Linked DNA regions of Mus musculus: regions 2 and 3 are each linked to region 1. A link is a loop called in an ENCODE intact Hi-C map of the cell type or tissue named here. Cell type or tissue: gastrocnemius. All regions are shown on one strand. Links, peaks and the distances in the headings refer to the core of each region. The heading gives the core; the rest is flanking DNA.

Region 1 (9,673 bases), core at 1,156-9,155:
AGCAGAGTGGGGGAGGGGCGTCTTCGTCACAGCTGGCCTACTGAACCTTAGGGTTGCACCGGACTTGGGCTAGGGTGGGGACTTCCACGGGCACAAACCCCGCTGTTGGGGCGCTGAGGTCTGCAGCATCCGGTGGTTCGTGCTGGGGAGGGGGCTGGATGGTGGGATTCCCACCGCCTGGCTTTCCCATGTACTGCTGGGTCTGTTCCCAGGCTCCCAACATTCCAGGACTCCCCTGGGAACTTAAGGCCTCTTCTCTTGGCCCCTTCCTTGCCGTAGAGTTGGGATGTGGGGAGGCAAGTATGAACGAATCAGGATATTTGTTAGACTATGAACCCTTAAAGCCAACAAGGCAGCAGTGATTGAGGTATGTTGACAGGGGTCGTGGCCCTTCCATCCTGCTCCCAGCCCTTATGTGAATATTTAGACATTAGACTGCCACTCTTGTCCCTTCTGAGCCTGGGGGTCTCTCCTTGTGGAACAGTCCACAGGCCCACTTCGCAGCGTCCAGGGTCTCTAGTGCACAGAAGCAGCCGAGGCGGGAAGGCGCTGCAGCAGCCCGAAGCTCCGAGGTCCTGCCCAGGGGATGCCGAGGGGAGGCGGGGCATCCGGTCGTCCTCACCAACCCAAACATTACCAAAAATGCTCAGGCGGCTCAGTCGAGTTGGGAGGGGGACCATAGGACTCTCCGGAAATCTCGAATCCGGTCTCAGAGTCTTTCCCAGCGCGGTACTGAGCGGTGATTCAGTCGGTCCTGTCACTCCTCTGAAAGGGCGGGGTCAGGTCCCGGGGGAGAACGGGAGTGCGGTGCCGCTGTGCCTCAGGGTCCAGGGTAGAGTGGGACCCCGCGGGCAGGATTCTGCCCAAGCACCGGGTCCCAGCAGCGGGCTCCCTGCGCAGAGCAAGTCAAGTCACTGGTGAAGTCCTGGATCTGAGGCTTCTAGGTTCATACCCTCGTCCCATTTCCCGGTCCCCAGCTTAAATCTGGGGTAAGGAGGATGTAGGGGGCCCAGGCCGGATGCTGGAAGTTTATACCTACTCCCACCCCCAGGAAGTTTCACATCCTCTCTCCCAAATACCACCACCCAGGGGGAGGAATGTCCCCAGAGGGCTGCTTAAGTTTGACTTTGCATTGTCCTGGAGGCTGATAAGCTGGGGAGCTTGTGGGAAATCCGAAGTCACATTCTGCTGGCCCCTGTGTTCTCGGAGGACGTAACACCCTCAGTCCTTAAGGCTGTCAACCCAGAAAGGGACCTGACAGGGTTGGGATCTTACGGTAGTTGACTTGAGAATAAAGGAGATAGACAAGGCCCACCTGCTGGCTTCCCAGACTGCATACCTAGACGGTGAGAATTCTGGTTTCAAGTGAAAAACAAAACCAAACAAATATTATAAGGATGTTTTCATTTTAATCCCAGATATGGGATATGGGACTGCTTCAGATTGTCCATAGCTGCTAACTATGATTTGTCTCCTGCTGTAGCAGGGGTGTGGTTTTGCCAACAGCAGATAGTTTCTGGGGACTTTTCAGAGGGTATATAAATCCCAGAGCCCAGAGAGACAGGGTGGGCTATGGTTTAAGTTGTCTGGTGCAAAGAAGGAAGACGGTATTAGATATCCTGACTCCATAGCTCAAACTCTCCCTAAGGAACTCTGCCCCTGATCAGCAGGAAGTAGTCTATAAAGTCGCCCCTTCTTCTTCCCCTTTCTCCTATCTAGTGTTAGGGGGTTGAAAGTGTGGGAAGGGGGATGGAGAAGGGTGGAAGGAAGAAGAACCCACAAGAAGCTAACACCCCGCTACTTTGGGCCACCAGGGGAGCTTCAGTGGATCATGGGATTTGGATCCAAACTAGCCGGGGAGGTGCAGACCTGCTTCTCTTGCAAGCATCTGTCCCGCTGGAAGCCGTGAGGGCTCAAACACTGAAGGAACTGGTGGTCTTGAGACCAGCTTACTACCTAACAGAACCAGGACAGAGTTCTGAGGGACAGAAGGAGCTGTGCTCTCTTTACAGGGAACTTTACAGCCTAGAACTTTTACTTAGGGGTCACTTTGGTGAGCCAAGTTTATCTTGATCTTTAAAAGAGAAAATGAGAAAGGGTGGGTGTACTTGAACAGGCCTTTCGTCCCAGCATTTAGAAGTGAAGATAGGAGGATCATGGTTTTGAGGCCAGCCTGGATTTATATAGTGAAATGTTATCCTTAAAAGAAAAATTAGCATTTAGCTGGGTGATAGAAGCCAGCTTCCTATTTTAATTCCACTCCTGGGGAGGCAGAGGCAGGTGGGTCTCTGAGGTCAAGGCCAGCTTGGTTTACAGAGCAAGTTCCAGGACAACCAGAGTTGTGTTACACAAAAACACCTTGTGTCAAGACTCAAAAAAACAACAACAAACTTTCAGAGGAAACTCTGGGCAGCATAGCCCATGCTTTCCTGGTACTTGGGAGGCTGAGGTAGGGGGCTGAGGCTAGCCTGGGCAAGATTTCAAGACCCTTTCTTTTTTGTTTCTGTTTTTGAGACAAGGTTTCTCTGTGCAGCCCTGGCTGTCCTGGAACTCACTCTGTAAACCAGGCTGGACTTGAACTCAGAAATCTGCTGCCTGCCTCTTTAATTCAAGACCCCCCCTTTTTTTTTTAAAGATATTTATTTATTATATGTGTACACTGTAGTTGTCTTCAGACACTCCAGAAGAGGGCATCAGATTTTTGTTATGGATGGTTGTGAGCCACCATGTGGTTGCTGGGATTTGAACTCCGGACCTTTGGAAGAGCAGTCGGGTGCTCTTACCCACTGAGCCATCTCACCAGCCCATAAATAAATCTTTTTTAAAAAATTAAATTTTGTCTTGATTGGCCTTAAACTTCCTATGTACCAAGGATGGCTTTGCACTTCTGGTCTTCTAGCCCTGGTGCCCTGAGTTCTGGTATCATAGGCATGTCCCACCTTGCCTGTTTCATGCAATGCTGTGGATCAAACCGAGACTTCGTGTGTGCTGGGTGAGCGAGCATCTGCCAATGAACTACAATCCCAGCAAGCAATGAGGGTCTGAAGAAAGGTCAGTCATGAGAAGAGCCAAATTAAAGGCTGAACTCTGTGGACTCAAAAGAAGGTAGAACAGGGACTCAGAACAGGGAGTGCCAGAGCCTGGTCCCGGGACCTCTGCCAGCCAGGAGAGTCTTTCTGGAACCGGGGAGGTATCAAAGAAAAGCCAGCTGTCCAGAAAGGAACAAGGTCAGTGGGGTGTGGTGGTGTGCACCTGCAGTCCCACTGCTTGAGAATGGGACTTGAGAAGTACTTGGGAATGCTGGAGAAGGCCAGAGATGCTGCCTTGCTGCAAGTTGGAAGTCAGCCTACTCTACATAACAAGATCCTCTCTTAAAAAAAAAAAAAAAAAAAAAAAAAAAAGCAAGGGCTGGCCATTCCAGGCAGGGGAAATGGCTGCAACAAAGAGAGAGGGAGGGACGGAAGCCAGGGTGATTGCACAGACTTGTAATCCCCCAGCACTTAGGAGGCAGAGGCAGGAAAAAAAATCAGGATTTCAAGTGTCCCCTGAGGTACATGAGAACCTATCTCAAAACCAGAAGGGCCTGGCCTGGCAGTGCTCGCCAGTATTTAACCCCAGAATTTGGGAGGCAGAAGCAGGTGGATCTCTGAGTTCAGAGCCAATCAAAGCTCCATAGTGAGACTCTTGACCTAAAGACCAAACCCAAAAAAAAAAAAAAAAAAAAAATTTCAAAAGAGAAACAAAGAGGAAGAGGGCAGAGAGCAGGGCATGTTCATTGCCAATTGCAGTTCTATGTGGAAATAGTTTTTTGTTGTTTGTTTTTCGAGACAGGGCTTCTCTGTGTAGCCATGGCTGTCCTGGAACTCACTCTACAGACAAGGCTGGCCTCGAACTCACAAGAGATCTGCCTGCTTCTGCTTCCTAAGTGCTGTGATTAAAGGGGTGCCCCACCACTGCCTGGGTTCTGTGTGGGAAGTTTGTTGTAGAGGGTTCACCGGAGAGGACCTCTCAGACATGGGTTAAGCCAATAGATAGTCCCTATTAGCTGGCTAGTAATATGTCTGTTGTTTGGATACCAGCATAGCCCTGAGCCTTTCTCAGCTTTTAAGCACAAAACCCATGTCCTGGGTTGACATACTTCAGTTAACAAAACAGCCAAAAGCAGTACTACAGAAACCAAAAAGCAAGGTTAGTACATTTAGAGGCTTTCCCTGAATTATAGGCGTTGATGGACTAGGTCTGTTTTCATTTTGGCAGGTGGCGCTGTCTCTGTGTTGAGTTTTATGTCCTGAATGGCATTTCCCTCACGGAGTCAGTTGTGCTAAGGTCTGGGACCCTGTTACAAAGTTTCCAGGCAGCTGTCTGGCTAGAAGGCAGTTGAGGAGGAGGGGACCTGTGTTGTCATTCTATTTGCACTGCAAGCCTTCATTTATTCCTAATATACATGTTTACTGCAGCAGAAAATGTGGGTTACACTAGGAATGCTTATGTGAACAGGGAGTGTTACGTGGCTAGCTAGTGTTTCCGATGAGGCAGAATTAGGTTATGGGGAAACACCTTGGATTTCAAGAAAAGTTAGGCAAACCGAGGAACGACTGAAGGCTTTTGAGCAACAGCAGAATAATGCGATGAAAGGGGACTTGGCATTACACTGGTGTCTTGAGGTCTTCGTGGCCCAAGAGCGCCCCCTAGTGCTGCTCATTTGGATTGTTCTTTCATCTTATGGAGTAGGTGGGAGAATTCAGGCCTGGAGTTTAGGATTTCAGAGTTACAGAAACCCAGGCTTTCTGGGTCCGATTCTACTTTTTAATCCTGAGTGGCGACTCAACACTGTAGCAAAATGAGATGACAGAGGAGATTCGAGGTACAAAGTGGGCATGGCATGGGGGAGGCCCCCTTCTCTCTCTAATCTACCCTGTGCCTTTGGAACGGAGTCCATTAGAGGGCAGCTAAGCTGGTGGAGAGTGGGGGAGATGGGTGTGTGTGTGTGTATGTGAAGACAACGTCCCTGCATTTGAGAAGCGTGGATTCATAATGAGACAGGCAAGTACATTTATAATAAAACATGCCAAACACTGGGAGCAGACACATGCGTGAAGCAGCTGCTGCTAACAGCCGCGTGGGCCCAGGGCAGCCTCCTGGAAGTGTGCCACCTAGCCTCATTCTGAGGGGCAGTGGGGTGTGCTGCTTTGAGGGTGGCCAAGCACGCTCTGGGCAAGGGACTGTTGGCCAATGGTCATCATCCTGTGAGGGAGGAGGGATGTTAGTGAGGGATAAGGCTGGGTTACAGGCGATTTGTTAATGGTGATAAATTATTAACATCAGCAGGGCATAAACAGCATGGTTTTAAGGAAGGGAACAATACCCCCAAGTTGCTTTAAATCCATTAAATAAGTCCAGGCCCCAGCGGGCCAGAACCAAAGAAGGCTTTGCTTTCTAAGATTCGATTTCCCTTCAGACTCCCTTCCCTCCCTTAGATGGTGGAAATTGGAAATGTCTGGAAGGCAGTGTCCAACATCATATAGGGTGTAGCCTTGTTTTAGCCATTTGTCCCTGGCATGTGACTGAGGGTGTTTGTTTGTTTGTTTTGCAGCCTCTTCTGCCTCCCCCACGTCCACACAGAGAGAAATCCAACCCTTGGCTGAGGCCTGAAAGAAGACCTGCATTCACGCCGCGGAGGGGAGTGCTGCTCAGCTGTCAAAAGAACAAGCCCAGCAGAGGCAGGGTCAGAAGGTCCTTTCCTCTCCCTCCACCCTTTTGTTTCCGTTTCCTCTCCTCTTCTCCCCCTCCTTCCTCCATGCCTTCTGTTTGTTTGTTTATTTGTTTATCTTTTGCTCTGTGTGTTTTGAGACAGGCTCTCCCTTTGTAGCCTATGCACACCTGGAACTCCCTGTGTAGTCCATGGAAACGCTTCTGATTCGGCCTCCTAAATTCTTGGGAAGATGGACTGCTGGGGTGGGGCACTTGCTGCTAAGCCTGAAGACCTGAAATCACTCTCCGGAACTCACGTGGTAGGAGAGAGAGAACCAACTCCTGAAAGTTGTCCTCTGACCGCCACATGTAATGGGGACACAGGCAACTTGTCTAGTAGGCCTATGTATACAGCTGAGTGTTTGGACCAATCATGGCCATTTGTTTGGGCCAAACCCCCGTCTTGCCAATTTTTTTTTTTTTTTTTTTGAGACAGGGTTTCTCTGTGTAGCCCTGGCTGTCCTGGAACTCATTTTGTAGACCAGGCTGGTCTCGAACTCAGAAATCCGCCTGCCTCTGCATTCTGAGTGCTGGGATTAAAGGCGTGTGCCACTACACCCGGCTCCATCTTGCCTCTTGGCATCATGAAATTCCTCTAGTAAGCCACCAGGGGGAGTGTTCCACCCCTGTCGCAGGTGGAAATGGTTGTAGGGTCATCTAGAGATCATCAAGGCTTGGTATAGTGAAAATTCTGATACCTCCGGGAGCTTAGGCAATTGGCTGCAGTCTTTGTGTAGTTACCTCTGTCAGTGTTCTAGATTGCTGATTCTGACACAGGATGATCTGATGGCTGTGAGATTTTTGCTCCAGGGAGTCAGGGAGAGCTGATGTAGTCATGCAAACTGTCCCAAGCCTAATGTCTTTGCTAAGTAACAGGAAAATGGTCACTGGTAGGAGTGTTCACATATACACACATAGAACTTATTAACAATAAGAGTGATTTTAAAAAATGATTTACGTATTTATGTTATATATCTATGAGCACACCATTGCTGTCTTCAGACACACCAGAAGCGGGCATCACATCCCATTACCAATGGTTGTGAGCCACCATGTGGTTGCTGGGAATTGAACTCATGACCCCAGTTAAGTGCTCTTAACTGCTGAGCTCTCTCTCCAGCCCACTAAGGATGATTTTTAAAACAGATTGAAGAGAGTTCACCACCTGCTCAATGCCCCAGAGAGTGCTGAGTGCTCCTTATACGTGCCAGTAGGAAATCATCAAGACCTATAGAATAGCCGGGCGTGGTGGCGCACGCCTTTAATCCCAGCACTCGGAGGCAGAGGCAGGCAGATTTCTGAGTTCGAGGCCAGCCTGGTCTACAGAGTTCCAGGACAGCCAGAGCTATACAGAGAAACTCTGTCTTGAAAAACAAAAAAAATAATAAATAAATAAAATGTTTTTTAGGGGCTGGAGAGATGGCTCAGCAGTTAAGAGCACTGACTGTTCTTCAAAAGGTCCCAAGTTCAAATCCTAGCAACCACATGGTGGCTCACAACCATCCGTAATGAGATATGATGCTCTTTTCTGGGGTGTCTGAAGACAGCTACAGTGTACTTACCTATAATAAATAAATCCTAAAATATATTTTTTAAAATTTGTTTATTATTGTTTTGAGACAGGGTTTCACTGTGCAGCTCTGACTCTCCCAAAACACACTTTCCTATGTTTTGTCTGAATATATACATGTGTACCATGTATGTGCTGCTGTCTGAAGTGGTCAGAAGAGGACATTGGATCTCCTGGAACCACCTATGGAGTCATAAACTGTTGGGAGCACCCATGTAGGTGCCCTTTATTTTTTGAGACAAGGTCTCAAACTTATGTAGTCAAGGGTAACCATAAACACTGGAATCTTCCGTCTCCTGAGTGCTATGATTATAAGCAAACGCTACCAAGCCAACTTTAAGATTTATTTGGGGGTGGTATTGGGGGTGTTGTTTTAAGGCAGGGTTTCTCTATGTATCCATGGCTGTCCTGGAACTCCCTCTGTAGGCCAGGCTGGCCTTGAACAAGTTTTTTGTTTGTTTGTTTGTTTTAGGCAAGATAGCTTAGTGGGTAGAGAGGCTCCAACAGACTATCAAAGTGTACTTATGTGGGAGGCTAATACAATTACAAGGCTAATACTAAGATTGCCTCAAGTTTGAAGCCAGCCTTGGTTACATAGTGAAACCCTGTCACAAGACAAAATAAAAGTAAATGTAAGTACTCAAAAATCCATGGTGCTGCTGGGTGTGGTGGCACACTCCTTTAATCCCAGCACTTGGGAGGCAGAGGCAGGCGGATTTCTGAGTTCGAGGCCAGCCTGGTCTACAAAGTGAGTTCTAGGACAGCCAGGGCTATAACAGAGAAACCCTGTCTCAAAACAACAACAACAAAAAAAAATCTATGGTGCTTTCAGTAATACCCAGGGAACACTCTGCTCTCACTTTGTAACATCAATCCACACTTCTCTTCAAATGTGTATTTATTGCTAGAGTGAGGGATCCAGTAATCCCAACACTCAGGAGGCCAAGTCAGGAAGACCAGCAGTGCAAGGCCAGCCAGGCCTATATAGTGAGACCTGATCTCAAAAAGAAAATACAATTAAAAACTTGAACATTGTACTGGCTAGTTTTGTGTCAACTTGACACAGCTGGAGTTATCACAGAGAAAGGAGCTTCAGTTGAGGAAATGCCTCCATGAGATCCAACTGTAAGGCATTTTCTCAATTAGTGATCAAGGGGGAAAGGCCCCTTGTGGGTGGGACCATCTCTGGGCTGGTAGTCTTGGTTCTATAAGAGAGCAGGCTGAGCAAGCCAGGGGAAGCAAGCCAGTAAAGAACATCCCTCCATGGCCTCTGCATCAGCTCCTGCTTCCTGACCTGCTTGAGTTCCAGTCCTGACTTCCTTTGGTGATGAACATCGGTATGGAAGTGTAAGCCAAATAAAAATAAACCCTTTCCTCCCCAACTTGCTTCTTGGTCATGATGTTTGTTATTTATTATATGTAAGTACACTGTAGCTGTCTTCAGACACACCAGAAGAGGGTGTCAGATCTTGTTACGGATGGTTGTGAGCCACCATGTGGTTGCTGGGTGAACTCTGGACCTTCGGAAGAGCAGTCGGGTGCTCTTACCCACTGAGCCATCTCACCAGCCCCAAACGTACATTTTTAAAAAGAAAAAAAAGTTGTAACTTTAATTTTTCCAAACTTTATTTATTTTTTTAAGGATTTATTATTTATTATATGTAAGTACACTGTAGCTGTCTTCAGACACTCCAGAAGAGGGAGTCAGATCTTGTTACGGATGGTTGTGAACCACCATGTGGTTGCTGGGATTTGAACTCTGGACCTTCAGAAGAGCAGTCGGGTGCTCTTACCTGCTGAGCCATCTCTCCAGCCCCCCAAACTTTATTTTTAATGATGCTTTTAAAACACTTTAACCTCCCTTGTAGCCCACCACCCACCAGAGGTAGTGGAAAAGAAAGGATATGAGGTGTGGAGGAAGAAAGTGGACCTGTCTAGAAAGGTTCTTTGGAGCAACTCTCATCTGTGTCTGGAAATCGGCAGTTCAGTTCACAGGTTAGTAGCGGCAACTTGTGTCACTGGCAAATACTCCACAGATACACCAGCAGTCCAGTTCAACAGAGCCGGGATAGTAAACACGAATCGGCAGTGGAGTCACTACCTAGCCCAGACAGCCAGGCCTCAAGGGCCAGCAGGAACGTCAGGAGAAGTTCTCAGCTGTGCCTCTCTCAGTGAAGCAAAGATCAGTGAAGACACGAGACTAACAAGCATTGCCGAGCTTGCTCTATAAGCAAGCCTAACTCAGCCCCACCCCACTCCACCCCACCCCACCCTGTCACTATCCATAGAGTCCTTTTGCATTCCCTCCAAACATCATGTGTCCTCCAGTCTTGCCTCCACATGTGTGTCTTG
Region 2 (9,673 bases), core at 508-8,507, 140 kb after region 1:
AAAGAATTGGGGTACCTGTGGGTAAGACTGGTGTCTCAGACAAATATCAGCAAGTGAAAATCTGGGGCACCCTCCTTCCATGGGTGGCAGATTCCAGGCTGCCCCATGGAGATCTTAGTAATTTGGAAGAAAGGGGGTTCTGGGTCAAATTTTGAAAAACATCATGCTTGAGAGGCTGCCTGAGGAGAGAATCTGGAGAGAAGTTAGGAGAGGGATATGGGGGAGGAGGAGAACACCAGCCACTGCAGGGGTGGGCTGAGGGTGTGGCCACACTGCTGACAGTGACAGGCCAGTGGACCAAACTGCAGAAGACCAAGGTGCCCTTCAGGCGGCAGCAGGGAACGGAAGGGTTTAGAGGGCACTGGGCAGGCCGTTGAGAGGATTCAAGGCCAAGGGAATGGTGTTGTGTGCTGGTTCCATGTGGAACGGAGAGAGCTCTGGCCTGAGAGAAACTTCCATGCCAGGAGGCAGGAGCAGGCAGGGGTCAAAATGTTTCATGTGGCCAAGGGGTGCAAAGTGGGATGCTGGGAGAGCTCTGATGCTGAGTTAGGGGGAGGGGAGTGCTCTACATTAGGGCAAGGAGGGAGGAGGAAGAAAGCCACGAGGAAAACCTTTGGTTAGAAGGAGAGGGGGGGGCATTACAGAGATGGCTGAGCTGGTAAAGACATGCTTGTATCGATGGAGGAGGACATGAAGTGGGTGGGGCATATCCTGTCTCTCCCACAGGGCCTGCACCCTGGGGCTGTGTTTGTGTGTGTCTCAAAGAGACACAGGAGCTGGACCTGGCCGGTTAACATGGGCGCTGACTCAGCTTTCTTCCCGGATTTGTCGTCTGTGTGGTCCATCTGCCCCCTCCCCCAACCCCAGTTATATCTTGTGTTTTTGATTTGGTCCCCTTAATAAATGGCTGGGAAAGGAGAATGGAATTCAAACCACATCCTGGGGTAATGAGATCTTTAAGGGGCTTTTCTTCCTTTTTTCCCCAATGCTAGAACCTGCTCCCTGCCCTCCTTGGAGAGACACAGATCTCTGATTGCCTGATGAAATCCAGTTCCATTTCCAAATAGAACTCAGCTGGCACAATCCCAGCAGCGGGTGCGAAAGCTTTGAGGAGAGCAAGAGAGTCTCTTGTGATCACGATGGAATGGCCACAGGCTGGTTCTTGGGGAGAGTGTGGCCAAGCTGGAAGGAAAGAGAGAGGATTTTCATGGAAAACCTGGCAGATTAGCATGCAGGCCTCTGGTTTTCATCCTGGAGTATGCAGAAGGCTCAGAGCTAACTGTGAGAGCCCTCATGCTGGGTGGGAGAGGTCAGGGACCAGGGTCACACTGCCCAGGAGATGGCTGTCTAGGATGCAAGTCAGATTCCCACTCTGGGGCCAGGGTGGAGTGTGGGTGTGCTGGTGGAGAGTGGGGTGGGGAGCAGTCTGAAGCAGGTTACAATCTGCTCTCCCGAGCCTCCTTATGGCCACTTCCCTTTGGCTTTAGTGACTGGGCTGGGATCAGTGCCTGCCACCCACTTACTGGGGATGAGGACTGGGGTTCCTCTCCAGCTAAGAGTCCCCTGACAGGGTCTAGCTCTAGCTCCTGGCCTTTCATCCTGGGACAGCGGCCACCTTTCTCTACTTCTCCTGACCCTGGGCTACTGCTTTACTGTGAGGTCTCTAAAGGTTAAGTTCCTCAGATAGCATCCCATCAGCCCCTATAAGGAATGTACACGGGCAAGGAACAGGCTCCTCCTGTAGCTGCCTCTCCAAAAGCTATCACAGACCTGCACCTGAAGGGCTTCTCCTTGCCCACCTGTGGCTTCTGTCCAGGTAGAGCTGAGGACCTCGTCCTGCCTATTGGAAACATTTGTGTCGCCTTCTCCACAAATCATGGTAGAGGCTGGAGTCCTGAAACTAGGCTCTCCCAGCTGTCCTGGGCATGCGACAGGAAGAGGCGTGACTAGAGACATGTGTGTTCTAGTATGTGGGTGTGAGCTTTCCTGTACCCTCAAGCAGTGGCTGTCTCCTGGGTTGGCTCAGTTCTCTGGAGCTAACGACATGGAACCCGGATACTGCCATACTCCACCTTGGTGATGATGGACTGAAACTGATCCCATAAGCCAGCCCCAATTAAGTGTTGTCTGTGCAAGAGTTGCCTTGGTCATGGCATCTGTTCACAGCAGTGAAACACTAAGACACTTCCCCTGTGGACACTCTAGAGGGCTTGTGTTTGAATACTTGAGTGGGGATAGAGGTAGGAAGGCTGAGCCCTATCTCTTAGGGACAGCAGGGGAATCTGCCACGTATGGTGGGGCAGACAGCCTTTATACTCAGCCATCCTTCATCTGCCACTGGACAGTTGTGCCCTCACCTGGATATGCAGTCCTACTAAGAGGTCCTGTCGCACTTCTGCAGTGACTCCCAGCTCTAGTCTTCTGCCTTAGCTCAGGTCCCCGAGTGCTACATATAACATACTTTTCCAGATCTCCTTGGCCTGGTACTCAAGACCCCTACTCAGACACGAGGGTTGCCCATGGCCAACTTTCCCTTCTGATACTTTCAGTCATACCCACTGACCTCTTCCAGTCTAGAAGACCTTGGGTCTTCTCTTGTTTTGCACCCCAGAGAGTGTACAACCTGGCACCTGTCCCATCCCTCCTCCCCTCGCCACTTCACCCCTCCTCTGCTCTACAAGTCACTCTTGCCTATGAGCATGAACTCCATGTTGCTACAACCCTATCCCCTTTTTAGTCCTCCCTGTCCCCTCTCTAGTCCTCCCTGTCCCCTCTCTAGTCCTCCCTGTTCCCTTTCTAGTTCTCCCTGTACCTTCTCTAGTCCTCCCTTCCCCCTCTCTAGTCCTCCCTTTGTCCTCTCTCTAGTCCTCCCTTTTTCCCCTCTCTAGTTTTTCCTATCACCTCTCTAGTCCTCCCTCCTATAGCTCTCATTTGGGCATGCATAGCAGTTTCCTCCTCAGAGCACACCCTTTCCTGTGTACACTCTCTGCTATCCTTGTGGCCTCCCTGGTGGCCTTGGGGCCACAGCTTTGTGTGGCTAGGAAACAAATGCTTTGAACACATTGAGCAAAGTTTTGCTGCTTCCCTGGGGCTGAGCAAGGGCAATAGTGGTACCTGCTTGGAGTCCTTAACAGACTGGATTGTGTTCTTCCCACCAATGCATTCGTTCTACCAACCCCAGGTAGACCAGCCAATACTTGGCTGTGCTTGGAGGTGGCCCTTTGAAAGGGACATCAATGCAAACTGAGGACAGATGGACAGGCCCTAATCCAATATGACTGATGTCTAACCCCAAGTTCATCTTGGGATCCTGACATGAAACTGAAGTTTAAATAGAAGGAGTGACGTGGTTCTGCCCAGCAGGGACTCTTCATTGTCTCAGCTCGGGAAGACATCTCTGAGAGACAGGATCTTCCTCTGGCTTGCTCCAGGGCCCCAGTCTTTACCTCCTTCCAGCACAAGCTTCTGGGTTGTAATTCTAATTTACTGTGGGACCGTTGTTTCGTTAGTAAGATGGGCAAGGGAGGGGCAAGAGCGTCCCTCTAGAAAGGATCTTCAGTCATGCCACTCTGGCTGCAGTGTCCCCAGGACAGCTTGGAGTTGCACGGGGGGTGGGGTGGGGTGGGTGGGGGGGAGGGATGAGGGCACTGCGGTCCTTTGAGGTGAGGGTACTGGGAGGCGTAGACTTCAGGGCAGGGGTGGAAGGCTGGAGTCAGGGAGGCAGAGGGGACAGGATGATGTATCTGGTTGAGGGCTATTGGGTCATGCCATCCATGGCCACACACTGCACATATATTAGTGACAAGATCAAAATTGTCTTGGGTGCCTAGAACTTTGGGTGCCTGAAGACACTGAACTCAGCAGAGGGTAGGGACTGTAGTAGTCAGGGTTCTCTAGAGGAAGAGAAGGACTCTCTCTCTCTTTACATACATACATATATATATATTATATAATATATTATCTATATTACATGATATATAATATGTAACATATTATATATAATGTTATCTATACATCTAATATACATATATATAGATATATTAGATATACATATATGTGTATATATGTATATTCCATATACATATATATGGAATTACATGGAATTTATTAGTTTATATGGAATTTATTAGCATGCCTTGAGGCTGTGGTCCAGCTTGTCCAACAATGGCTGCCTACCAACAGATATCCAAGAACTCTAACACCAGTGAAGGAGAACACTTGCCTGTGAGCGTTTGAACAGGCAGGCAAAGAGCAAAAGCGTCCCTTTTCCATGCCTTTTGTATAGGCTGCCAATGGAAGGTGTGGCCCAGATTTTAGGGTGGGTTTTCTGACCTCAAATGATCTGGACTTAGGGTGGGCCTTCCGACCTCAAATGATCTAATGATTCAATCAAGAAAAAATCCCTCACAGATGTACCCAGCCACTTGGGCTTTAGTTAATTCCAGATGTAATCAAGTTGACAACCAAGAATAGCCACCACAGGGATCTACCTCAGTAGTAGGGCAGCGACCTAGATGTGCAGGACCCTGGTTATATCCCTAAGACTCCGGGAACAGAACCAGGAGAGGGCAGTGGATGGATTGGCTAAAGGGCAGGAGGAAGTTCAAGGCCATTTGGGAATTAAGGCTAAGCTGTAACCATGGCTATGGCTCAGGGGGAAGAGAAGAGTCATGGGAGGGAATCTGTCCAAGTTTTTCCATCTGCAAAATGGGTAATGGCTATAGACGCTTGTCTTAGAGATGACAAAGTGTATTTAACAATATTGCTGTGTCACTGATGTAACAAGGGCAGTTCCACAGGGCTTGTCCCCCTGCTTTACATTGGCTTATTAACAGCTCTTTCAAAGATGTGACCACATTACTAATTGCATCCTGAAGCCACATGGTTCTGTGAACGCAGCCCTGGGTGGCATTGTTTTTAGCCCTGTAGACTGCTGCTGAACATGGGGTCAGACTTGTGTGGGGCATGCTTTGAACCCAAGGATTCATCAAGAAGAAACCAAAGCCTGCTCTAGGCTCAGTGCATGTCTCAGACCCCAGACCTGCGTGTTGTTCCCCCCTTTCAAGCAAACGCAGGGGCCATGCCTGGTATGCCCAGCTTCAGACGGTAATAATGAGCTAGGCTAGGGACAGGTAATGTGGAGTCCAAGAACTAGATTGAGGACATCCTGGGGCAAGGAAAGGACACTCTCCAGCTTAGAGTGTGGAGGTTCTTGGTCCTTAGCCTCCTACAGACTTGCCAAAACCAGGGAGTCTGATTTGACCATTCTGAACCACCAGGCTTGTGAGCTTTCTTGGAGCAATGGTGCCCTCTTGTGGTCTTCTTTGCAATTGCAGACAGTGAATGTGACAGCTCAGTGCTGCGGGAGAGTCTACCCCACCATTTCCAGGGTGACAGTCCAGTCTGTTTTTTATACTTGGATGTCCTGGTGCTGTCTTTGGTTGCCTTGGTATGTCCTTGTTCCTCGTTTGTGTCATCTTTGTCCCTGGCATGTCTGTCTCCTACTGGTGTGGGCTGTCTGTCAAATATCTCTTCCCATCAGCCTCTGTCCCGCTGCCAAATTCTTTCCTGCTGTCTCTGGCTCTCCCTACCCTGCTCTCTGGTGTCTGTGTCCCTAAGCTGGGGTCATGTCTGTTCCCCTCCAGTTGGAACTGGTTTTTGAGAATGCAGGCTTAGCTGCTCTCTCCAGAATGAGTCAGGAGCTCCTGGAGGGACGAGGGCTCAATTCCCAGCTCTTGCTGACCTCAGAGAGGGTGCACAAGGGCAGAGGAACTGGCTCAGCCGGGGACTGGGACAAGAGATTTTCCAAATCATGTTTATGGGGTGGGTGGAGACATCAGGAGTCATGGGAGAGGAATGAGCAAACTAGATGTGGCCTGCCTGGCACTGTGCCTGTCCCCCTCCTCCTCTGGGGAGGGCCCAGCATGTGCTACCCACTGCGAGGGGTTGAGCACGGCTGCTTGAGTTGAGCTCCCTATCTACTTAATTGTCATCTGGGTCTGCTGTGCCTCAGGGCCTTTGCACAAACCCCTTTCTGACAGTTTCTATCTGATGCTTTACCTTTGAAATCATCTCTTCTGTGAAGCCTTTCCTGATTTACAGTATCTGAGATGAGCAGTGCTGTACACCTGGCTAATAGCTCTTCTTCCCTACTGTGTGTCAAATGCTGTATTATCAAAGTCTGTCCCTTCTTGGCCCTCAATAAATACTTCTAAGAGGATGTCCTAGAGTCTCTCCTAGTCCTACCAGAGGTTACCCCTTCCTGACTCCTCCTTTCCCTCTCTGCATATATATATGTGTGTGTGTATGTACATTTTTGTATATATGTACATATATGTATATCTAAATATATGTATATTTGCACATATACACATATACATATATGTATTGTATATATTTGCACATATATGTATATATGTACATGAACATGCATTAATGCATATGTACACAGGGTGGATGATGCTTTTACAGCTGTGGCATCTGGTCCACGAGCTGCTCATTTGCATCATGTAATAAGGCTTATGTCTAAGTTCATTACAACTGTATTAGGAGGGAAAATTCAGTTCTTCAGTCCCAATAGACACACTTCAGATGCTCAGCATCCATGTGGGCTAGAGATGGTGGGGCCCAGGGGACAGCACAGACACAGAACACTGGTGTCACCCCAGGAAGTTCCATTAGTCAGCACTGTCAAAGAACAAGCTTTGGAAAACATCCTACTCCTGGATTCTTTCCCACTGTGACGAGAAGGAGGAGGAGGAGGAGGAGGAGGAAGAAAAAGAGGAGGAGGAGATCTCCATGTGTCCAGCTCAGGATCTGAGGGATGGGGCATCTGATAACATGCATTGTTGGATGGCTCGATGTATGGTATGTACATGTAGATATGGGTGGATATACATATATATGGTTATATGTATGTATATATGTGTATATAAATGTACAGATGTATGTATATATGTACCCATGTATGAATACTCGTTCCTGATTTCCTGTATTCCTGAAACTCCTATCCATAGATGCCCCAGGTTGGAGCAGCAAGCAGTGTTGCTTCCTAGCTAGTTAGTTTTGTCATTTGTACACAAATTAGAGTCACCCGGGAAGAGGGTAGCTCACCTGAAGAACTGCCTCCATTGGATTGTCCTGCGGGGTGTCTGTTAGGCATTTTCTTAATTTCTAATGGTTACAGGAGGGCCTAGTCCACTGTGAGTGGTCCTTCCCTAGGCTGCTGCTAGGCATGGGCTGTATAGGCCATCACCCCTCTAGATGCTGGCCATCATCCCTCTAGATGCTTGCCATCTGAGGCAGTCTGGAGATGAGAGCAGTGAGTTGGCCCTGCTCCTTGCCAGCTACAGCACTTGGGAGAGTGGCCCTGCCTCTCCACTGGGCTGACTCTGGAGGCAGGGTGTGGGTGAGCTAGCCCGGAGAGCATGAGAGTGGGAGAGCTGAGTCTGCTTCCTACCAATGGCCATGTGGCCCAGCCAGAGCAGTGCTGGGGAACCCTCCCTGGTGGGTGGTGCAGATAAGGGAGAGCTGGTATGCTAACCAGCTTAACTCCCACCCAGGCCCAGATCCAAAATCTACATCATCTGTGAACTGCTGGGGCATGTGGAAGGGCCAGTCCTGCTGATCCAAGGGTGCAGCATCTCCATGACACTGGGCAACAACAGGACGACTGGGAGGAGTCACGGTGAGGGTCTAGTACTGATGGTGTTTCAGAAGCCTCGAACCAGACCAATGACTCATTGCGAGGAGCATTTGCAAGTGAAGATGTGTGGACAGAAGAGTATACTATGGGACACACTGACACACTACAGCTTCCAGGATAAGATGTTTTCTATGCTTTTTTTGGTTAATTTTTTGCTTGTCTGTTTGTGTGGTTTTTATTTGGGGGGGGGTAGGTTTTGAGGGCAGAGGGTGGATGCAAGGGGGAGATGAGTGGGACTGGGGTAGATGATGTGAAAAAGAATCAATAAGCCGGGCGTGGTGGCGCACGCCTTTAATCCCAGCACTTGGGAGGCAGAGGCAGGCGGACTTCTGAGTTCGAGGCCAGCCTGGTCTACAGAGTGAGTTCCAGGACAGCCAGGCTACACAGAGAAACCCTGTCTCGAAAAACAAAAACAAACAAACAAACAAACAAAGAATCAATAAAAAGTTAAAAAAAAAATACAAAGTGAGTTCCAGGACAGCCAGGGCTATAGAGAAACCCTGTCTCAAAAAACCAAAAAAAAAAAAAAAAAAAAAAAAAAAAAAAGTTAAAAAAATAATACACTGGTAAAAGCTATAGAGGAAGATTAAAAAAGAAAGGAAGGAAGAAAGAAAGAGAAAGAAAGAGTGAAAGAGAAAAAGAAGGAAAGGCAGCCCAGCAAGCCAGGGGAGAGAGCCAACAGGCATCCTTGCTCCAGGACTTTACGCAGTTCTGTCTCGGTTTCCCTCTGTAGCTTGCTTTCGGTTAGTGCTTTTTGCAGCAGCAGAGAAGCAAGCTGAACAGCCAGCAAGCTGGCAGGCGAGTGAGTGCCCTTTGCTCTCTACAGGCACTCCTGCTTCTGCAAATGAGCAGAGGGCTGTTCATGGCCTTTGTTTGAAATGTTTGACTTAGGGTGGCGGTCAGGGCACGTGGGGGATGTAAGTGCTTACCGGTCCCTGCTGTTAATGACAGCAGGGCAGCACAGGAGACTCCAAGCTGAGCAGTATCACAGGATGGAGGTAGCCAAGGTGGCTGGCATCAAGGAGCTTTCTCTACAGACCTGAACCCGAGAGGCACTGAGATGCCTGGAGAAGGATGGGGTAGCCTCGAGGCCAGAATCCAGTCCAGGTCAGGGAAGAAAGGAGCTGAGGCAGGCCTAGGGGAATCCCTAGCCCTAGCAAAGCCTTCCTAGCAAGTGGGTCTGGACATCCTGGGCCTGATGCAGAGGAGGTGGGAGCTGAGCAGTGCTCTGTCCATCCCCAGGGGCTGCTCTGCACTCAGTCCTGGTCAACCTTATTCTGCTATGGCTGGCATGGAGGGAAGAGTAACGCCGATGAGGGGAAATCTGCCTGAGTTCACCACATATATTTACTCAGAAGCATGTTTATACAGATGCGCATACCTACACTCCATCACAAACACACCCCTACACACACACACACACACACACACACACACACACACACACACAGGAAAATGTGTACGCATACTCTCACATGCATCCACAGACATATACAGGTGCAAACATACATATCTCCCTCCTAGAACTTTAATGGGTCCTTGGCTAACCTATGTTATTGTTGAAAAGTGGCCTCAAGGAGACTGGATTTGGTCGGGGCCTGTGCTTCAGGTGAGCCACACCAACGTGAAGAGCCAGTGGGCTGGAGTGGGCTTTAAGACTTGGCAATTCTGGGAAGATAAGAAGCCCCCTCACCTGCCATGGACCCAGGGACTGGGAGGAGAGGGTAGCAGTGAACCAGGTCTTGGAACTGGGTGGCTTTGAGAGGTTGGTGAGTGGGAGTTGTCATGTTCAGTGACAGTGAAGGATGGGTGACACGGGCAGGCAACTTCTGCCACTGTCCTGTTGTTCCCAGACTTTTCTGATCTGTCTTTGATTCTTCAGCATCTTTGTGCCAGGAGCTCCCCCAAAATTTCCAGAAAGTTTTCTAGATCCCAGAGTCAGGCCCTGGGAGGTGTGCAGAGAAAGGA
Region 3 (9,673 bases), core at 907-8,906, 120 kb before region 1:
CTGCTGCAGTAAGTCCTGTTCCTGGTCTCGTCCCAATCTGCTTGTTGCTTCTCTTTAGTGTGTTCTTCCTACCCTGGGGGTGGCATGAACCTACTCTCTGTATTCCCTTTTTGATCCTAGTTTGCTGAGTGCTGAGCTAACCCAAGTCCTCTGTCCATTTCTACCACCATTTCTCCCAGGACTGCTGTCTCTGGTCACACCATGTTTCCATCAGCTTCTACCTCTGCCTCTGGCTTGTTGCAGATTCTTTTTGTGATGCTAGGGAGTGAACCCAGGGCTCTGTGCATGCTAAGCATTCTACCACCTGAGCTTTTTCTTCAGATCTTACACATGCTTGGCCCCTCCCATTCCGCAGCCTGCAGGGAATTGTAAGGCTTCCTGGCTCTCTGCCTATCCACCTGGGGCCTTTCTTCTCAAAAACCCTTGATGAATGACATCCTCCCATCTCTTTCTTCTCCAGCCTCTACTTCAATGAGCTGAGTTCAGAGGGCCGCCAGGTCCTGCGGGATTTGGGGGGCTCTGGTGAAGGTGGTGCCCGGGTCGTAGCCTCGCTGACAGAAGGGACGGCGGTGTCTGAGTACTGGTCAGTGATCCTTAGTGAAGTCCAGCGCAACGTCCACAGCTGGGACCCGCTCCGGGTCCAGAGGCATCTCAAGCTGCTGCTCCGTGATCTGGAGGACAGCCGGGGCGCCACCCTTAATCCCTGGCGCAAGGCTCAGCTTCTGCGAGTGGAGGGCGAGGTCAAGACTCTTCTGGAGCAGCTGGGAGGTTCTGGACACTGAGACAGTGACTGCTGTGACAGAGCTGTGGGACCACTGGCTCCCTCTGTGGCTTCCTGGCTTGTACAACTCCTTCCAGAAAGATCCCTTTAATTCTGCGGTCAAAGCAATGGGTGAAACTGTGCTGCCCCCACCCCCAACAAGTCCAGCCTAGAGTTCCCAAGGTCAAATGCGGTGAATTGATGTTGGACTTGGATATGGAACATGTCACTTCTCCCTTAGCCTAGAAGGACTAAGGGTATGGCACGTTAGTGGCCACATTGCCCTGTGATGCCACCGCCAGTCTTGCCTCTTCCTCCTCTGATTGTGTTTGCTATGCTGGGGGGTTCTGCCAGCCAGCAGATGTACTGGACAGCTCTCCATCCTGCCTTACGCTCACCTCTGGGCACAGAGTGCCCTCACACTGGTGCTTTCCCAGTCTCAAATGCACAGGATCGATGGCTCCAAGGCTACTAGGGACAAGTGGGCCCACCTTGCTGCTATTAAAAAGCCGTGTGTCTTCCACCCCTGTGGTCTCCACTTCCTTGCCTGGTGCTTCCAAGAAAGGGCTAATCTGGTTTACCTTCTACTGCAGATGGCCCCTGGCCACCAGACTCAGGCAGTAGCGTCCTGTTGCTGGAGTTCTTGGTGTTAATGCCTGGCCACTTGCATCCCCATCAAGCTGAGCTCTGCCACACATGCTCAGTAAGCTAAAAAGAGAATAGTGAAAAGGCAGAGAAGAAGGGCTGGAGAGATGGCTCAGCAGGTTCAGATACGCCTTGCTCTTCCAGAGGACAGTAATTGAATTCCCAGCAACCACATGACGGCAGGGGTGGGGTGGGGTGAGGTAGGGAGTGGGTGGGGATGGGTGGAGGGTAGGGGGTGGGGATGAGTGGGGGGTAGGGAGGTGGGGATGAGTGGGGAGATCCAATACTCTCATGGCCTCTGTGGAGCAACTGTACCTTCTGCCTCTCTCTCTCTCTCTCTGTCTCTCTGTCTCTCTCTCATCACTCTTATTCACACATGCATGCAAACACACACACACACACAAATAAATGAACAAAAATAAAGCTTAGGAAAGCAGAGAAAAGAGATTTGTTTGAGGTGGTCACCCTGGGAAAGAAACAAATAAATAGGTCTGGTGACAATCCCAACCCAAGAGCTCATCTTTCAGGGTGCACCCGTGGACTTTAGTGTGCTGAGCAGTCCCATCAGGACTGAGTGATTGTTCCAGTCCATCCATCCAACTCCGTGGTCTGACAAATTGTCCAAACTTCATGAAACTTCTTCTTGGCAGACAAGTTCTGGCTGGCCTCGGGGCTTCATCTTCTCTCTTGCCCAGTTTAAGATTCCTGAAGGAATTCCAGTCTTTGAGATCCATCGTTTGAATAGTCTGATAGGCAAAAGGAGAGGCTCAAGAATCTTTAGATAACTTTGTTGCTGGAAGGCCCGGGTGTGAGCGCCTGGGATGGGGTTGCTCTTGCTGGGCCTTCGAATTCCTTTAACCCTTCATACCTACTGCCCCCAGCTTGAGATGACAGTAACCTGCTTTTTGTTGTGCATAAGAGCAACTGAGCGTCGTAAGAGGTAGGGCGCAAGACCTGGGGGCAGAAGGAACTTACACTCGCACTTTGCAGAGAATAAGTCCCATTGCTGTTAACCATTACCCCAATGCTTCCTTGCAGCGTCTTCAAGAAGGCGTGACTCGGGAGGGGGCAGGTGGGAGGGTCAGCTGGTTATAATGAACCTTGTCCCTACTCTTAAGTCCTGGGTCAGTGATCCAACTATGGAGGCAGCTGCAGGTAGGAAGTAAGGCGATATCCTTGAAAGGGGACTTTGGGGTGGCGGCAGAGGGGGCAGATTTGGAATCTCTGGGTCTAGAACACACTTGCTATCGGGGCTTGGAGCCCTATAGGAATAGGAATGAGGTGGGCTTATAGATCTATCTTCCTGGCCCACACCTTCTGCTGATAGGCTCAGATTTATGTTCCACAGTACTGGGGGAGGAAAATACAGGGGAGTCAGCACCCGTGTGTGTGTGTGTGTGTGTGTGTGTGTGTGTGTGTGTGTGTGTGTGTGTGTGTGTGTGAAGACAGAGAAGCAGAATGGAAAGGGGTTGGGTTTCTCCTAAACCTTTTTGGTTTTTTATCACGAGAGTCCCGTCTCTGGGTGGGGTGGGGAGTGTGTCTCTCCTCTCACTCTCCTTTGTCCCGCAGATCTTCGGGACACGGCCTTGTTAACTCTGTAAGTAGTCTGAGGGCTGGAGAAGAACAACTGAAGGGGGTGGGGGGGACGACTCTCAGCTGGCAGCAGCACCTAAAGTAGAATCTGGGACCCAAGTCCAGCTCCCAGCACCTCTTATTTGCCTCTCCTGCCTCCTTATAGGAAGTTTAAGTTTAATCCAAGGCTGGGCATTGACAATCCTGTCCTCTCCCTCGCTGAAGACCAGGACCAATCTGGTAACCCCCTCACCCTTGGCAACTGTTTCCTTTCCCTAGAGACACTAGGGTGCCACACAGCCTCCTATCTCCTTGGTAACTGCTAACTGCCTCCCTCTGATATCAGTAACTAAGCAGAAGTAGAGGGGGAAGACATCCCTTTGCTTTAGCCTCCCAGCCCACGCAGAGTTCATTCAGCTATAAAGCCCGCCCTCTCACTGGCTGGAAGCTGACCAGCGCTCTCACAGGAAAGCAGGGTCTGCCAGTCTTTTGATGCCCCTGTACCAGGGCTGTGCCCCCTCCTTCTTTTTTTTTTTTCTGCTACCTGTCTCCTCCTCCAGATCCCTGGAACCTGCACCGGCCTCGCTTTTGTCTGTTGAGCAAGGAGGAGGAAAAGACTTTTGGGTTCCATTTGCAGCAGCATCTAGGCAAGGCTGACCATGTGGTGTGCAGGGTCGATCCGGGCACCTCAGCCCAGCGCCAGGGTCTCCGGGAAGGAGATCGGATCCTAGCGGTGAACAATAATATTGTGGCACATGAGGACCACGCGGTGGTGAGGCTGGGCTGGGACTCCTCGTGGTACAAAAGAACATTCCATAGCACTTCATGGGCCAAGCCTCACTCTCCTCAGACCCCATGATTTGGAGGTACCTAGGGAGAAAGATTGAGTGAAGGCAACTACAGACGTGGGTTTCACAGTGAAAACGCACGTTCTAGGGGATCCTGGGATTTCAGAGGGCCAACCTTTTTCTCCTGTGTCCCCTTTTATAGGTAGTGCGCTACATCCGGGCCAGCGGTCCCCGGGTATTGCTGACAGTCTTGGCACAACACGTGCATGATGTGGCGCGTGTTCTGCAGGGGAGTGACGCTTTCCTCTGTCCTACCCTACCCTCGGGGGTCAGGCCCCGGTTGTGCCATGTAGTAAAAGATGAAGGCGGCTTTGGCTTCAGCGTCACCCACGGTGAGCTTAGGGCCTGCTATGGGTGGGCAGGGTTGGGGAGCTTAGCTTCGGTTCTAGGTAGGCAGCAGGCTGGGACTTACTTTTTCTGCCTTTAGGAAGTCGAGGTCCTTTCTGGTTGGTGCTCAGTGCAGGAGGAGCTGCTGAGAGGGCAGGGGTGCCCCCTGGAGCCAGGCTGCTGGAAGTGAATGGGGCCAGTGTGGAGAAGCTCACATACAACCAGCTCAATAGGAAGGTAGGGCTTCCTGCGGTGACTCCCTACATGAACTCTCCCTCCTTACCCTCTTCTTTTCCCTCTAGTTTGCATGAGGCTTGCCCTCATTCCGGGTCCCCGGGAGGAGCTAGATGCCTGCCTTTCTGTCCCACACAGATGTCCCATGCTTACATTCTTGCTCTGCCCTCACAGCTTTGGCAGAGTGGAGATCAGGTGACTCTGCTGGTGGCAGGGCTGGAGGTAGAGGAACAGTGTCACCAACTAGGAATGCCTCTTGCTGCACCCCTGGCAGAGGGCTGGGCATTGCCCGCCAAGCCCCGATGTCTAAACATAGAGAAAGGACCTGAAGGCTTTGGGTTCCTGCTCCGGGAGGAGAAGGGCCTGGATGGCCGACTTGGTGAGTGGCAGCTCTGGGGGTTGGTAGGAAGCTGGACGATAGGCTGGCCATACACATTCAATTGTGCTTCTCAGCATCCATGAGCGATGCCCCACAGCCCCCAGCGGCAGCTTTCCATGCACTGTAGAGTTAGTTCCTGGGAGAGCATGGGCGTGAGTCAGGGGAGAGCAGTGAAGATGTCTCTGTCCCAGGGCAGTTCTTGTGGGACGTGGATCCAGGACTACCAGCTGACAAGGCTGGGATGAAGGCTGGAGACCGCCTGGTGGCTGTGGCCGGGGAAAGCGTGGATGGGCTGGGCCATGAGGAAACAGTGTCTAGAATCCGGGCACAGGGCTCTTGTGTCTCTCTCATTGTCGTCGATCCTGAGGCTGACCGCTTCTTCAGCATGGTATGTGACTGGGTTGGGGAGAGGGCAGAAATGGAGCAGGGCTCAGGTGCCACAGGTTTTTCTCCCCCCACCGTACCTCCCCAGGTACGCCTGTCTCCCCTCCTCTTCTTGGAGAACACTGAGATTGCTGCTCCTCCTCTGGCAGAGACCAAGGATCTTCCGGTTGAAGACACAGTTGAGCCTTCTGGCCTTGCTGGCTCCTGCCAATGCTTCTTGTACCCGGGGCCTGGAGGTGGCTATGGATTCAGACTCTGCTGTGTGGCCAGTGGGCCTTGTCTTTTCATCTCCCAGGTGACTGATGCACCATGTGCCTTGGAATCTACCCATCATTCACCACCTACCTTTCTCTGCCCCCCAGTCTGCCCAGCCGTAGAACACCTAACCAATACTTTTGTGTATCCCCTTACACTGCCAGGTGACCCCAGGAGGCTCAGCTGCCCGGGCAGGGCTGCAAGTGGGAGATACAGTTTTGGAGGTGAACGGATATCCTGTGGGCGGAGACAGTGAACTGGACAGGCTTCAGCAACTGACTGAGGCTGAGCCACCCCTCTGCCTGAAGCTAGGAGCTAGGAATCCGCAGGGCTTAGAAGCCTGGATTTCCTTGGAGTCTGGAGAGGTGAAGTCAAAGAGACAAATGGAATTATGAGAAGGGCAGAGAGGAGGGCTAACGGGTCGAGCTGTGTGAGATGTGCAGGAGGGAACCGTTGGTCATAGGAGGTGGGGACAGAAGGATTGGAGGACAAAGTCCTATTCCTGAGCAGAGCATGTTGGGGCAGGAAAGTGAACTCTTCTGGTTTGAGACTGACTCCCCTTGTTCTCTCCGTATGTAGGACTGGACTCTGGCTTCAGAGTTGCTATAGGACATCCCTGTTCAGCCTAGCTTACCAGCATAGACTTGCCTAGTAGTTCTCCTGCCCTCGCTCTGCACCCTGAGGTGGAGGGAGCTGGGAACAATCTCTTGAAGTTGGAATTGGGAGCTGGAGGATTCAGAAACCACCAATCACAGGACTGCCAGGGACCTTCTCCTTTCTCATGAGCCTACCTCCAGCAGAGGGGTGTGGACAGAGACCGAAGGCGGGCTCCACAGGGAGCCTGAGACGCCACAGGATGCTATATGTGGACATTTTGGGGAGCTGTGCGCCAAAGATGCAGTTCTGCTCAAGAAGATGACGCTGTGGAGCCACCGAGGATTGAAGCCATGGAGAACATAGGTTAGATGTGGCTCTGTTGTCATCTGGCAGAAGGATTGATTGGAGGTGTATCTTCCTTCTACTGTGGATACCTTAGAGTCTTGGGAGCTGGTTCTTGGCTATTGTAATGTCCTGGTACAGCCTTTCCCAGCTGGCTGGTGAGATAGCTTAAAAGGTAAAGGTGCTGGCTTCTAAGCCTGGCAACCGGAGTTGACTCACCAGAACCACACGGTAGAAGAAGAGAACCAGCTCCTGGAATTTGCCCTCTGACCTCTTTGTGAGCACTTTAGTATACATACGCTACTGTCCAAATAAATAAGTAAATGTATGTATATGTATACAGACACACACACAGGATTTGTGTTTTATTGGTCAGGAAAAAAAACCAAGATTGGTTTGGTTTTTCAAGACAGGGTTTCTCTGTACAGCCCTGGCTATCCTGGAACTCACTGTAGACCAGGCTGGCCTTGAACTCAGAAATCCGCCCGCCTCTGCCTCCCAATTGTGTGAATTAAAGGTATGCACCGCCGTGCCCATTTAAGCCAAGATAGTTTAAAGGGACCAAAAGTACTCCAGGCTTAAGGGAATGGGATCTAGTTTCTGCAGGAAAGGGTTTAGAACATTGTCTACTTCTTACCACTCAGTGTTTAGGACAATGGGTCAACCCAGAACATAGATGTCCTCACTGCCAAAGGCCATAATCCATAGTTCTATTGAATTCTACATCAAGTTGCTTTATTGATAGGGCTTAGGGATTAGAGGCCAGCGGTTTCAAAGATCCAGGGGGTTGAGACCAAATTGCCGCAGTTGCTCCTTGAGTCTGGTGTGGAGTCTCAGCACATTTGCATCCCAGTGAGGCTTGACCACTCTCAGCTTGGCCAGTAGACAGTCCAGGTTGTCCTGTGAACACCCAGCTTTCAGCTTCCAGGGAGGGAGGGGACAGTGAAGGTTGCCTTAGGTTCTTCGGCTTGATTACTAAGAGTTATCCACCAATGGCTTCCCCTCCCTCCCTCTCTCCGTCCCTCTCTACATTCCTTCCTTCCTTCTTTTTGTAAGATAACCTTGCTTTGTAGTCCAGGCTGGTTTTGAACTCAGAATTCTCCTGCCTTAGCTTCCCAAGTGCTAGATTTCAAATGTGAACCACTATGCCTGGCTGCTGCCCTGTCCCTGTCCCTGTCTCTGTCTCTCCAACACTTAGGATTTAACCTAAAGCCTTATACATGCTAGACAAGTACCATGTCTCTTTCTAATTTTTATTTTGAGATACAGTCTCTTACTGCCTGTGCTGGCCTTGGGTTTTGTGCCTAGGTTGGCCTTGAACCTATGGTTTGTCTGCCTCATTCTCCTGAATAGCAGAACTATGAGCCTGTGCCACTCCTTTCTTCCCCTCTCCCTCCTTCTCCACACTCCTCTTCCTATCCCCCGCCCCACCTCTGTGTCTGGAATTGAACCCATGGCCTTGCATACTAGGCTAGAGCCTAGAGCAGTACCATTGACTTATACCCTTACTCTGATATATAGTGACACTGTCCTGACACTATATAACAAAGTAATCCCCTGATTATTACTGAGCCTAGATCTCACTGTGTAGCAGGTGCATAGTACATTGTAGCTCATCTTGGCCTTGAACTCAAAATCTTCCTGCCTTAGCTAACCAAGTACTGGGATTACAAGTCACTGGTTCTGTCAATGGTTGGATCTTTTGTTTACACTTAGGACAGAGCATGGGGTCGTGGGTCATCACACTAATTGGAGGCATAGGGATGGTAGGTTATGAGATAATTAGAAGATGGCCGACGGGTAGTGGCGCTTACATGCAAGATTTCCTCATATTTGGCCTCCATGTCTGCCACGTGGGCATGAAGCTGAGCCAAGGTTCCATCTTGCTTTCTGAGGGCTCGCTCAGCCTCTTCCTTCGCTGTCTTAGCCTCCCTTTGGCATGTTTCTAGGGAACAGGGCAGAAAGGTAAAGGAGATAGGACAGTGACACTGTATACCAAGAACAGTAACCAAAGGTGTCTAAAGAGGCAGCTTTACAGAGGCCGTTACAGACTCCCAGGGTCATCTTCTTTCCTGAGGTCTCTCTAGACGTTCTGAGGCATGGCAGGGTGCATAGAGGTCTTGAGACAGAAGATGTGTCCAGAGTCTGCTGCTTAGTATTTAGACAGTGTGAAACAAGTCTCTCTGGATCGCCATGTCTTAAATGTTTGCCTTCGTTTTGTTTGTTTTGTTTAAGACAGGATCTCATGTAGCCCAGGCTGGCCTTAAAATCCCCATGTAGCTAAAGATAACCTTGAACTCCATATTGTTTTACCTCTCCCTTTCAGGGTTGGTATTACAGACTTGTACCACCTAACATGGTTCAGTGTTCAGTTTATCTTTATAAATTTATTTATTTTTAATTTTACATCTCAGTTTTTAAAACAACTTCCTCCTCCTCCTCTTCTTCCTCTTCCTCCTCCTCCTCCTTCCTCTCCCCCTCTGTGTGTGTGTGTACACATGTGTGTGTGTGTGTGTGTGTGTGTGCGCGCACACGCACGTGTACACTTGCCTGTGATGTCCAGAGGAGGGTTGGATTTCCTAAAGCTGGAATTATGTTTTCGAGTCACCATGTGGGTGCTGGCTCAGGAAGAGCAGCCAGTGTTCTTAGTCACTGAGCCCTTTCTCCAGCCCCTTCTTTATCTTTAGAGGGAAAATAACATACATCCCTTGTGTTTGCTGTGACCTTAAATGTGGAAATGGACGACAAAGCACTGTATATAGAAGGGGCTCAGTAAATGTTGACTGTAAATTTGAAAGAAGGCCAAGGCCAGAGATGGATGGAGTCCCTAGCCTGTATAAAGCAGTTCACGAATGTTTATATCCAAACCAAAGATATTTTAGGATAAGAAAACTTTGAAATAGGATGTGATGGCTCACACCTAGAACCTGACAACTCAGGAGACTGAGGCTGGAGGATCACTGTGAGTTCAAGGCCACCTTGGACTTTTGAGAAATAAAAAAGACTCAGGAGGCTGCTGCTCTTTCCCAGGACCCGGGTTTGGTTTATACCACTCACATGGTGGCTCAGAACCATCCATAGCTCCAGCTCCATGGGATCTGATACCATCTTCTGACCCTTTTGCTCTTTTTTTGTTGCTGTTTTTTGGTTTTTGGTATTTTCGAGACAGGGTTCCTCTGTGTAGCTCTGGCTGTCCTGGAACTCACTCTGTAGACCAGGCTGGCCTTGAACTCAGAGATCCACCAGCCTCTGCCTCCCAAGTGCTGGGATTAAAGGTGTGTGCCGCCACCACCTGGTTTGACCTCTGTTTTCTTATCTGGTTGGTCTACT

Evidence for each region. Peaks named below come from ENCODE experiments on the same cell type or tissue, not always from the same donor. Only the 100,000 strongest peaks of a DNase experiment are listed, where the experiment ranks them.
Region 2: it touches region 1 in a loop (7-fold over the local background); 7 of 42 quality-filtered maps call a loop at or near these places.
Region 3: a loop joins it to region 1, with 2.2 times the contacts of the local background. A loop is called at or near these places in 16 of 42 quality-filtered maps.

Annotation. Positions count from the first base shown.
Region 1 is chr9:44,121,214-44,130,886 of GRCm38, reverse strand. Gm10687 (predicted gene 10687) reads left to right here. Exons shown (of 2, transcript NR_152189.1): 2 at 5,594-7,119. Among named protein-coding and RNA genes, the nearest start is that of Gm10687, 8.4 kb to the left of the region's middle. In gastrocnemius, for the core only: CTCF peaks have their summits at 4,684 (motif pointing left) and 6,360 (motif pointing right); DNase peaks (open chromatin) are centred at 4,686 and 5,140; H3K4me3 peaks cover 814 bases; H3K27ac peaks cover 4,005 bases.
Region 2 is chr9:43,980,460-43,990,132 of GRCm38, reverse strand. No RefSeq gene overlaps it. Among named protein-coding and RNA genes, the nearest start is that of Gm30373, 11 kb to the right of the region's middle. In gastrocnemius, for the core only: a CTCF peak has its summit at 5,321 (motif pointing left); DNase peaks (open chromatin) are centred at 1,084, 5,329, 5,546 and 5,836; H3K27ac peaks cover 4,161 bases.
Region 3 is chr9:44,244,327-44,253,999 of GRCm38, reverse strand. It overlaps Ccdc153 (coiled-coil domain containing 153), which reads right to left. Exons shown (of 7, transcript NM_001081369.2): 6 at 8,158-8,288; 7 at 6,694-7,243. The coding sequence ends at 7,115. It overlaps Pdzd3 (PDZ domain containing 3), which reads left to right and starts at 2,536. Exons shown (of 11, transcript NM_133226.2): 1 at 2,536-2,560; 2 at 2,975-3,002; 3 at 3,144-3,217; 4 at 3,538-3,749; 5 at 3,968-4,157; 6 at 4,253-4,389; 7 at 4,561-4,765; 8 at 4,957-5,153; 9 at 5,238-5,444; 10 at 5,569-5,769; 11 at 5,984-6,688. The coding sequence starts at 2,545. The coding sequence ends at 6,013. Nlrx1 (NLR family member X1) reads left to right here. Exons shown (of 10, transcript NM_001163743.1): 9 at 1-8; 10 at 461-1,287. The coding sequence ends at 782. In gastrocnemius, for the core only: a CTCF peak has its summit at 4,317 (motif pointing left); DNase peaks (open chromatin) are centred at 3,380 and 4,314; H3K4me3 peaks cover 941 bases; H3K27ac peaks cover 1,358 bases.